Regions from separate parts of the Homo sapiens genome. Here all the other regions are linked to region 3. The links are chromatin contacts, found by Hi-C in ENCODE. All regions are on one chromosome and are shown on one strand. The core of a region is the stretch at or near the end of the contact, and the rest is flanking DNA. Distances in the headings are between cores, read along the strand shown.

The links. Hi-C counts contacts between places; a loop is a spot of excess contacts on that map. Pooled maps may share reads with other maps.
Region 1: a loop to region 3 is called in a map with no recorded cell type, with 2.7 times the contacts of the local background. The contact joins two enhancer-like sites. A Hi-C loop is called at or near these places in 5 of 37 single-sample maps with no recorded cell type.
Region 2: a loop to region 3 is called in a pooled map, with 8 times the contacts of the local background. The contact joins two enhancer-like sites. A Hi-C loop is called at or near these places in 3 of 37 single-sample maps with no recorded cell type and 7 of 50 pooled maps.

What each region holds. Positions count from the first base shown.
Region 1 is chr7:90,654,463-90,657,162 of GRCh38, forward strand. All of the region lies in intron 2 of CDK14 (cyclin dependent kinase 14), which reads left to right. Among named protein-coding and RNA genes, the nearest start is that of CDK14, 59 kb to the left of the region's middle. Within about 2 kb of position 1,314, at least 5 of the 41 ENCODE cell types and tissues checked have a DNase peak (open chromatin) inside an H3K27ac peak, as active enhancers do.
Region 2 is chr7:90,611,883-90,614,582 of GRCh38, forward strand. The region is part of intron 2 of CDK14 (cyclin dependent kinase 14); the gene reads left to right. Among named protein-coding and RNA genes, the nearest start is that of CDK14, 17 kb to the left of the region's middle. RefSeq lists an enhancer at 1,209-1,328. Within about 2 kb of position 1,274, at least 5 of the 41 ENCODE cell types and tissues checked have a DNase peak (open chromatin) inside an H3K27ac peak, as active enhancers do.
Region 3 is chr7:90,179,087-90,181,786 of GRCh38, forward strand. The region is part of intron 2 of STEAP2-AS1 (STEAP2 antisense RNA 1); the gene reads right to left. Among named protein-coding and RNA genes, the nearest start is that of STEAP1, 26 kb to the left of the region's middle. RefSeq lists an enhancer at 1,146-1,647. Within about 2 kb of position 1,330, at least 9 of the 41 ENCODE cell types and tissues checked have a DNase peak (open chromatin) inside an H3K27ac peak, as active enhancers do.

The DNA of each region.
Region 1 (2,700 bases), core at 64-2,563, 480 kb after region 3:
TGAAACAACATCAAGGAGAGTGTAAAGTCTTTTTCAATGTAAAGTGACTGAAACTTTGCTTTTTAGAACTCATCATTTCACTAAAAAATAAGTTCACCGTAAGAACTCTCCATCAGATAGAATTCCTGATGGATGTTCCAGGATTTAAGATGCATACAAAGTTTGGGAAGGCCTGTCAGTTTTTTAAAAAAATTAATAGGCTTTTTTTGGGTGGGAGGGGGCTCAACTTTCAGTTTACAGGAAAATTGAACAGAAAGTACAGAGTTCCCATGTTACTTCTCATTCCCTATTCCAGTTTCCCCTGTTATTAATATTTTGCGTGAATATGGTACATTTAGTATAATTCATGAACCAAGATTGACTCACTATTATTAACTAAAGTTCATAGTTTACATTAGGGTTCACTCTGTGTTGTGCCGTTCTCTGGGTTTTGACAAATGAATGACATGTATTTACCATTACTGTATCACACAGTATAGTTTCAGTACCCTAAAAAATTCCCTGTGCTTCACCTGTTATTCATTTCTCCTTCTCTGCCCTGAGCTCCTGCCAACCACTGATCCTTTTACTGTCTCCATAGTTTTGCCTTTTCCAGATGTTATATGGTTGAAGTCAAATAGTCTGTAGCCTTTTCAAACTGGCTTCTTTCACTTAGCAGTATACACTTAAGGTTCCTCTATGTCTTTCCATGGCTTGACAGCTCATTTCATTTTATCACTGAGTGGTATTCCATTGTATGGATGTACCATAGTTTGTTTCTCCATTTACCCATTGATGTAACATAGTTTGTTTTTCCATTTACCTATCTTGATTGTTTCCAAGTTTTGGCAATTATGAATAAAGCTTCTGTAAGTATGTAGTGCAGGATTGTGTTTGGATGTAAATTTTGTACTGGTGTCCCAGGATTTAAGATGCATGTGAAGTTCGAGATGGTCTATCGGTTTAAAAAAAAAACAGCCTGGAAAAATGTGATTTCTGAAAAGGGGTTTATTTAAACTAGTCACAGTTAAGGGCAGATACTGACTTCCTTGCCAGACATACTTAGGCTTGATTAATCACTTAATCACATACTTAAGTATGATCTGAGAATTAGAGTTGAAATACAAACTGAATATCTGACATAAATCAAGTATAAAATTGTTATCTGTTTTATAATTGCACATGAGCAACGTACTCAACCACTTTTATTTCAAATTGAGGACCTAAACACATTACAAATGCATATCTAGAGTATGAACACTTCTTTGGTTGTTAACATAGCTCTTACTTCCTTTTGAGTAAGCAAAGAGCCATTCTTTCAAGACTTCCTGTGGCCACCAATAATTCTGCCGAGGGGTCTGACATCTTGTGAATTTGCCAACCTTTCATCAGAGACTTTGACTCATGCTGAAACACCCTTCATTTCTAGTGGTCTGTTTCAATCTTCTGGTTCAGTGTTGAGCCAGAACATATAAATTCCCATCTGAAAACCTAACTTCAGGAAAATCACTTGAACTTTTTTGTGTCTCACCAAGTATGAGGCCTGTCTCTGCAGCCTGGGGATGTTATAAAGGTGGATTAGCCCATGTTTTTAAAGCACTTACAGCTCCCATGGGGAAACCTTTTGCGACTTCCAGGCATAATTACCTGTGTATTCCAGCTGGAATAAGGCAAACAGAGTGCACTCACTTTAAAGCCAAATGCTCATCCTTTTCTTTTAGGGACTCCATTTGGCTTCCTCATATGGGGTATATTAATATCTTGAACGTGAAAGCATTTGAGTTACAATGGGGAATGTTTCACTTATTATTCAACATTTCATCATAAATTTGGACTCATTATTATTTTGATACCTGAAACTAAATACGTCATGCATGGTAGCCCAGAATCTTCCTTAACCTAAATTAGAGTGGACTGGTGCTTCTCCTTTTTTCTTTCTTTCTTTTTTTTTTTTTTGAGACAGAATCTTGCTCTGTCACCCAGGCTGGAGTGCAGTGGAGCAGTCTTGGCTCACTGCAACCTTTGCCTCACAGGTTCAAGCGATTCTTCTGCCTCAGCCTCCTGAGTAGCTGGGACTACAGGCACGTGCCACCATGCCCGGCTAATTTTTTTATTTTTAGTAGAGATGGAGTTTCACCATATTGGCCAGGCTGGTCTTGAACTTCTGACCTTGTGATCTGCCTGCCTCGGCCTCCCAAAGTGCTAGGATTACAGGCGTGAGCCACCGCGCCCCGCCTTCTCCTTTTTTCTGAAGACTGTCTAGAGCTTCTTGATCTGGTTGTGCCCACTTAATGGAAGCATTCCAGTCTGCATTATTCTCCATGTAGTTAGAGCATCTTGTGTGACAATAAACATGAGAAACAACTTTATAGTTTTTTTGCAATTATTTATAAAGATCATAAACATGAAGTTTTTTTAGTAACTGAAAAACAGGCACAACTAACAATAGTGGAAAAACACAGTCTGTTTCATAGAAAATGACTTAGGCTAAAATATGACACATCTCACTGCCTTTTGAGATTTATGCCTCTCTCTGCTGACACCAACAAGATCGTGTGAACTGGAAATACTTGCAGAGAAATATTTAAAAATATTTTCTAAAAAATATAATTTATAGATGAAAAATTGATGTCACAAACATTTGGTTGATTAGAAATTCCTGTTTCTCATTTATGTAACTCCTTCTCCCTTTCATTTTTCAATAGTAAGAGACTATCATAG
Region 2 (2,700 bases), core at 24-2,523, 430 kb after region 3:
AGTGCAGTGGCGCAATCTCGGCTCACTGCAACCTCCACCTCCAGGGTTCAAGTGATTCTCCTGCCTCAGCCTCCCAGGTAGCTGGGATTACAGACGCCCACCACCACACCCAGCTAATTTTTGTATTTTTAGTAGAGACGGGGTTTCACCAGGTTGGCTAGGTTGGTCATAAACTCCAGACCTCAGGTGATCCACCCGTCTTGGCCTCCCAAAGTGCTGGGATTACAGGGGTGAGCCAGCACACCTGGCTTCAAACAGTTATCTTTTATTTTCGTGACTTCATTATCATTGCAGCTGCTGCCATCTCAGTTCAGAACCTTTTCACTTTTACCTATTTTAGTTCAATAAACTCTTCATTGGTATCACTGCTCCATCTTATTCCTCCACTCAGCCTTCCCAAAACATCTTTCTTGTCATAGTACTCCCCTGTTCAAAGATTCATGCATCAAATGACGTTTGTTTTATGTCAGGCTGGATATGGTCTCAGCCTGACTCTTGATCTAGTTCAGCCTCACAGGCATTTATGGGTTGACCATCTCTCAGCATCTTACAGGGCTGGGCCTGGGTGGAGATTCAATCTCACTCTCTCTTATAGTAAGATTTTATAGGCCAGGCACGGTGGCTCACGCCTGTAATCCCAACACTATGGGAGGTCGAGGCAGGTGGATCACTTGAGGTCAGGAGTTCGAGACCAGCCTGGCCAACGTGGTGAAACCCTGTCTCTACCAAAAATATAAAAATTAGCTGGGTGTGGTGGTGGGTACCTGTAATCCCAGCTACTCGGGAGGCTGAGGCAGGAAAATCGCCTGAACCCGGGAGGCGGAGGTTGCAGTGAGCCGAGATTGTGCCACTGCACTCCAGCCCGGGTGACAGAGAGAGACTCTGTCTCAAAAAAAAAAAAAAAAAAAAAAGATTTTATATTACTTTCTGTACTGTTTTATTTTCACTGTGGTCATATCTGCCAGTCCTAGATGCTATGAACCTTCCATGCAAGAGGTCTAAAAGTTAGACTGTTCTTTAATTATGCCAGTAATCCAGAAAGTCATTATATTTCAAATTCAGCATTTAAGATAGCTGAAAAAGAACATCACTACCTCCTTAATTCTCTCATTGGAAATTTAGTTTTAATTTTCTGATGCTTAAAACTTTCTGTGCTTCAGTTTTTCCTTTTTATAAATGTTTGATCATATTTACCATCTCCCTAATTATGGTAGACATAATTATCATAATTAGGTCTAGTCCCAGACAGTGGCTCAAATGTCTGCGTAGTGCTGTAAAGATTCAGAGAGGAAGTACATGTCACAAAGTGCAAGATGTATGACATTTGGGAGAATTAGTCACTTTCAATTTGTAATTCTCAAAAGGCAGAATATTACAGAAATGGAAAACATGAGTAGTGTCCTCTTTCCGTTGTGAGCACCCTGCATCCTGGTGGCAGGCTGTATAGCCTGTAGGAAGTCTCTGCTGTAAGGGTGGTTAGTGTTCCCTCCTGGGCAGTGCTCTGATTTGCATGTTTGAATTCATTTGTTGAAAGCTGACCTTTGGGCCGGGCCTGGTGGCAATCCCAGCACCTTGGGAGGGATCACTTGAGGTCAGGAGTTTGAGACCAGCCTGGCCAACGTAGTGAAACCCTGTGTCTACTAAAAATACAAAAATTAGCCAGGCGTGGTGGCAGGTGCCCGTAATCCCAGCTACTTGGGAGGCCGAGGCAAGAGAATTGCTTGAACCTGGGAGTCAGAGTTTGCAGTGAGCTGAGATCGTGCCACTGCACACCAGCCTGGGTGACAGAGCGAGACTCTGTCTCAAAAATAAAAAAAAAATAAAAAAAGACGCTGACCTTTGACGTAGGAAGTCTTTCTGTACAGCCTAACTACTCTATTTTCTTCAACAAGTGCAAAATGGGCTCAGCTGCAGTACATTATGCCTATTTTCCTTCTGACTGGAATTTGAGTCATCAATTTAGAAATTTTTATATTGCTGGGTTGTGATTGGGATGGCTTCTCCTATTAGGAACCATAGCAATCATTGAAATCAGTGAAGCCAAGGTGGGTCAGAGTTTTCTCAGGACTGGACCATAGATTCCAGTCCTGAGTGTTTGAGACTATTTTTTATAGTCCCAAACACTTTTTTTTTTTTTTTTTGAGATGGAGTTTCGCTCTTGTTGCCTAGGCTGGAGTGCAATGGTGCGATCTTGGGTCACTGCAACCTCTGCTTCCTGGGTTCAAGTGATTCTCCTGCCTCAGCCTCCCAAGTAGGTGGGATTACAGGCATGCGCCACCTGCCTGGCTAATTTTGTATTTTTAGTAGAGACAGGGTTTCACTGTGTTGGTCAGGCTGGTCTCAAACTCCTGATCTCAAGTGATCCACCCGCCTTGGCCTCCCAAAGTGCTGGGATTACAGGCATAAGCCACCGTCCCCGGCCTAGTTCCAAACACTCTTAACTCTTATTATTCTTGTCATAAAACTTATAAAAGGCATAATTACAAGATATTGGAACCAGCAGTTTGCTTTCAGTTTTGCAAGCTTAATTTCTTTAGGTCTCATCAGCGTCTTAAAGGAGCTTTCATCATTTTAAGGGAATAATTGAAGTAATGTTCACTTTCCCTTCTGAATCTATTTTATTTTCAATGTGTAAAGTTCTGGTTATTTTTCCAACTTACTATTTATTTTTTAAGTTTTCCTTCTTTCTTAGCAACTTAG
Region 3 (2,700 bases), core at 80-2,579:
TTTCTGGTGGCACAGAAGGCCATGAACAATCTGACACCTCCATTAGTCACCTCTGTTAGTCACCACTACGACTTCCTGACCCATCTCTGGGTTTCACTTCAGTTTTTAGATACCCAGCCCTAACAATTAAGCAAAACTTCATTGATAGTTCCTCTTCAAAAGTATTTCCAGAATAACTATTAAAATCCCATGGACTAGTCAAGATAGTGAGATATGCTTTTGAGTGAACAGCCACCATTTCTTCCTTTTAGAGATTTATTTTTTAACTTAACAAAAAGCAAATCTAATGTGAAACTTAATGAAAATTGTTTCAAAAACTTGAAATGCAACTACAAAATAGCCCATTATTGCCTAAGCTTTCTATACTTAACTAGTTTTCTAAATCTATATTACATAGGCTAGAGAAATAACATATTGTTTTTATATGTACAATCCAAATCTAGTCTCTCCGAATTTTCTTTAAGGCCAACTATTTTAATATAGGCCAGTATTTTACTCTATTATTCAATCGCAAACCACGTTTCTTTCCTCACAGTAGTGCATTTTGACAAAATCAATCTTTTCATTCTTTTCAGCAAATAATACAGAAATTGGGATTCATTCATGAGAAGTCAGTGAAAATAAAAATGATTTCAGATTTTCTTTACATTTGTATAATATCACTAGTAGAGGAGGAATGGCTTTCCAGACCACTTGTTAGGAAAAAAATATGAGTGGGAAATTACACTAAGCCTATATAAACAATTCCAAAGTAGAATTCTCTTTTCTCCTTGGTAAATAAATGCTTGATTTTCATAATTCAACATATAATTTTAAACTAGGGCAACCAAACTTGTGACATGAAAAGAGGAATTTTATTGTTAAGTTACACTGGTATACTGCAAAGTCATACCAAAAAAAAAGGAGCAAAATATATTTTTTAATAATCTTACACAAGAATGCTCAAGAATCTTCTACATGAGGTAACTACAGAAAAAAAGAACACTAGGTCAGCTGAAGGCTGAACTAAATTTGTTCCATAAAAGTTGGTGAGTTTCATTTTTCGCTTCTAAGGGGATAAAGGAAAAAGAATGTGCATTGTGTTTAAGAAAACCCAGAATACTGCCAAAAGTTTGCCACCCACTTTGGCATTCTGCCTTTATCCTGAAAGATAATTTCTTCTCCATTATAAACAGCCTATGTGAGATGAACTGTCAACAAGAGGGAAGCTAGAGTGAGAAACAGAGAAAAAGAACAGCATCATGCAAGGAAAGTTATGAAACAAATTGACTCTTGATTCTCTCTTGGCTTGCCTTTCTTAATGCAAATAGAATTAAAAAGTCAAATAGCCCTAATGTTAGCCAGGTGAAGTGTGGTTAGAAATGGTTGACTGGAAATTCCCTTGCTTTCATCAAACAATTGTTATGTGAATATTGCATCAGCTTGGTCCTTTTGATGTTCCTACATGACTTAAGAAAACTTTGTATTTCCAGTAGTGTATTTCCAATGACAAAAACTCTGCTGTGTGATTTTAGAAAATCACTAAAATTACCAGTGCTTTTGCTAGATCTTTCACAGTTGCAAAAACAAATGTTTTTGAACAAGGCTCTATTTTTCATGAAAATATTCAACTGAATGCAGGGAAAGTAAATGCAAAATATCTAGGGAAGGCACCAATCAAATCATGCAAGAAGAGATTTTTCTAGACTTCAAAGAAAAAGTATTCAGTGACTCCAAGGTGTGGGGCAAGGGAGGCAGGGGAGTGATGAATTTGTTTTCTTTGCATTGTTCCACTTCCTTGTTTGCTGTGTTGCACAAACTCTATTGAATATCAAGATTTGGCCTCTTATGAATAAGATACTTAATAGAGAAGAATGTCAGTTTTTTCAAGCCCATAAATACCTTTTAAATGTTCTTAGAATTTTACAATTGGATGAAAAAGCATCAAAAAACATAGTTTGTATAATTTTATCATTAAAAATATTTTCCATTATTATTCAAGGAGTTCATTGATGCTGAATACAAAATGCCTAAGATTTATTATTTAAGTTTATGAGCTAAAGGAAATCTTAGTGTTTATCTAGCCTAACTTCCTTGTTCTACATTTCTGTTTTGTTTTTTCAAATGATGTATCTTGTTTGCTTCACGATTATGTTAAAGAAAAAGTTTTTTTTCAGAAATAAGAAATAGATTATAAATTTTTAAAAAGGAAAGAAAATTGAGGAAAAAGGGAATTAAAGGATATTGGATAATATAGAGAAAGATATTTATAGGGCATAAAATCATTTCTAGTGGAAGGAGGACACATGGGTTTGTCATTGCCAGAGCACCTTTTGTTTTTCTGAGCATTTTGTGAGATGGCCAATTTTACCCAGCATAGAATCGAGTAAGAATGAAACTGAAATAATTTGCAAAGTTGAAAGTTGAGTGTGACCATAAGCCTCCAATCCTAGTTCCAGCCTGCCCACCATGCTGGGAATATAGTTTGGATATTTGTCCCTGCCCAAATCTCATGCTGAAATATAATCTCCAATGTTGGAAGTAGGACCTTGTGGGAGGTGTTTGGAACATGGGAGCAGATCTCTAGAAGCTGAGCAAATGCCAGCACCATGCTTCCTGTAAAACCTGAAGAACCATGAGCCACTTAATCCTCTTTTTTTATAAATTACTCAGTCTCATGTGTTACTTTACAGCAAGGCAAAAATGGCTTAATACCTTGGG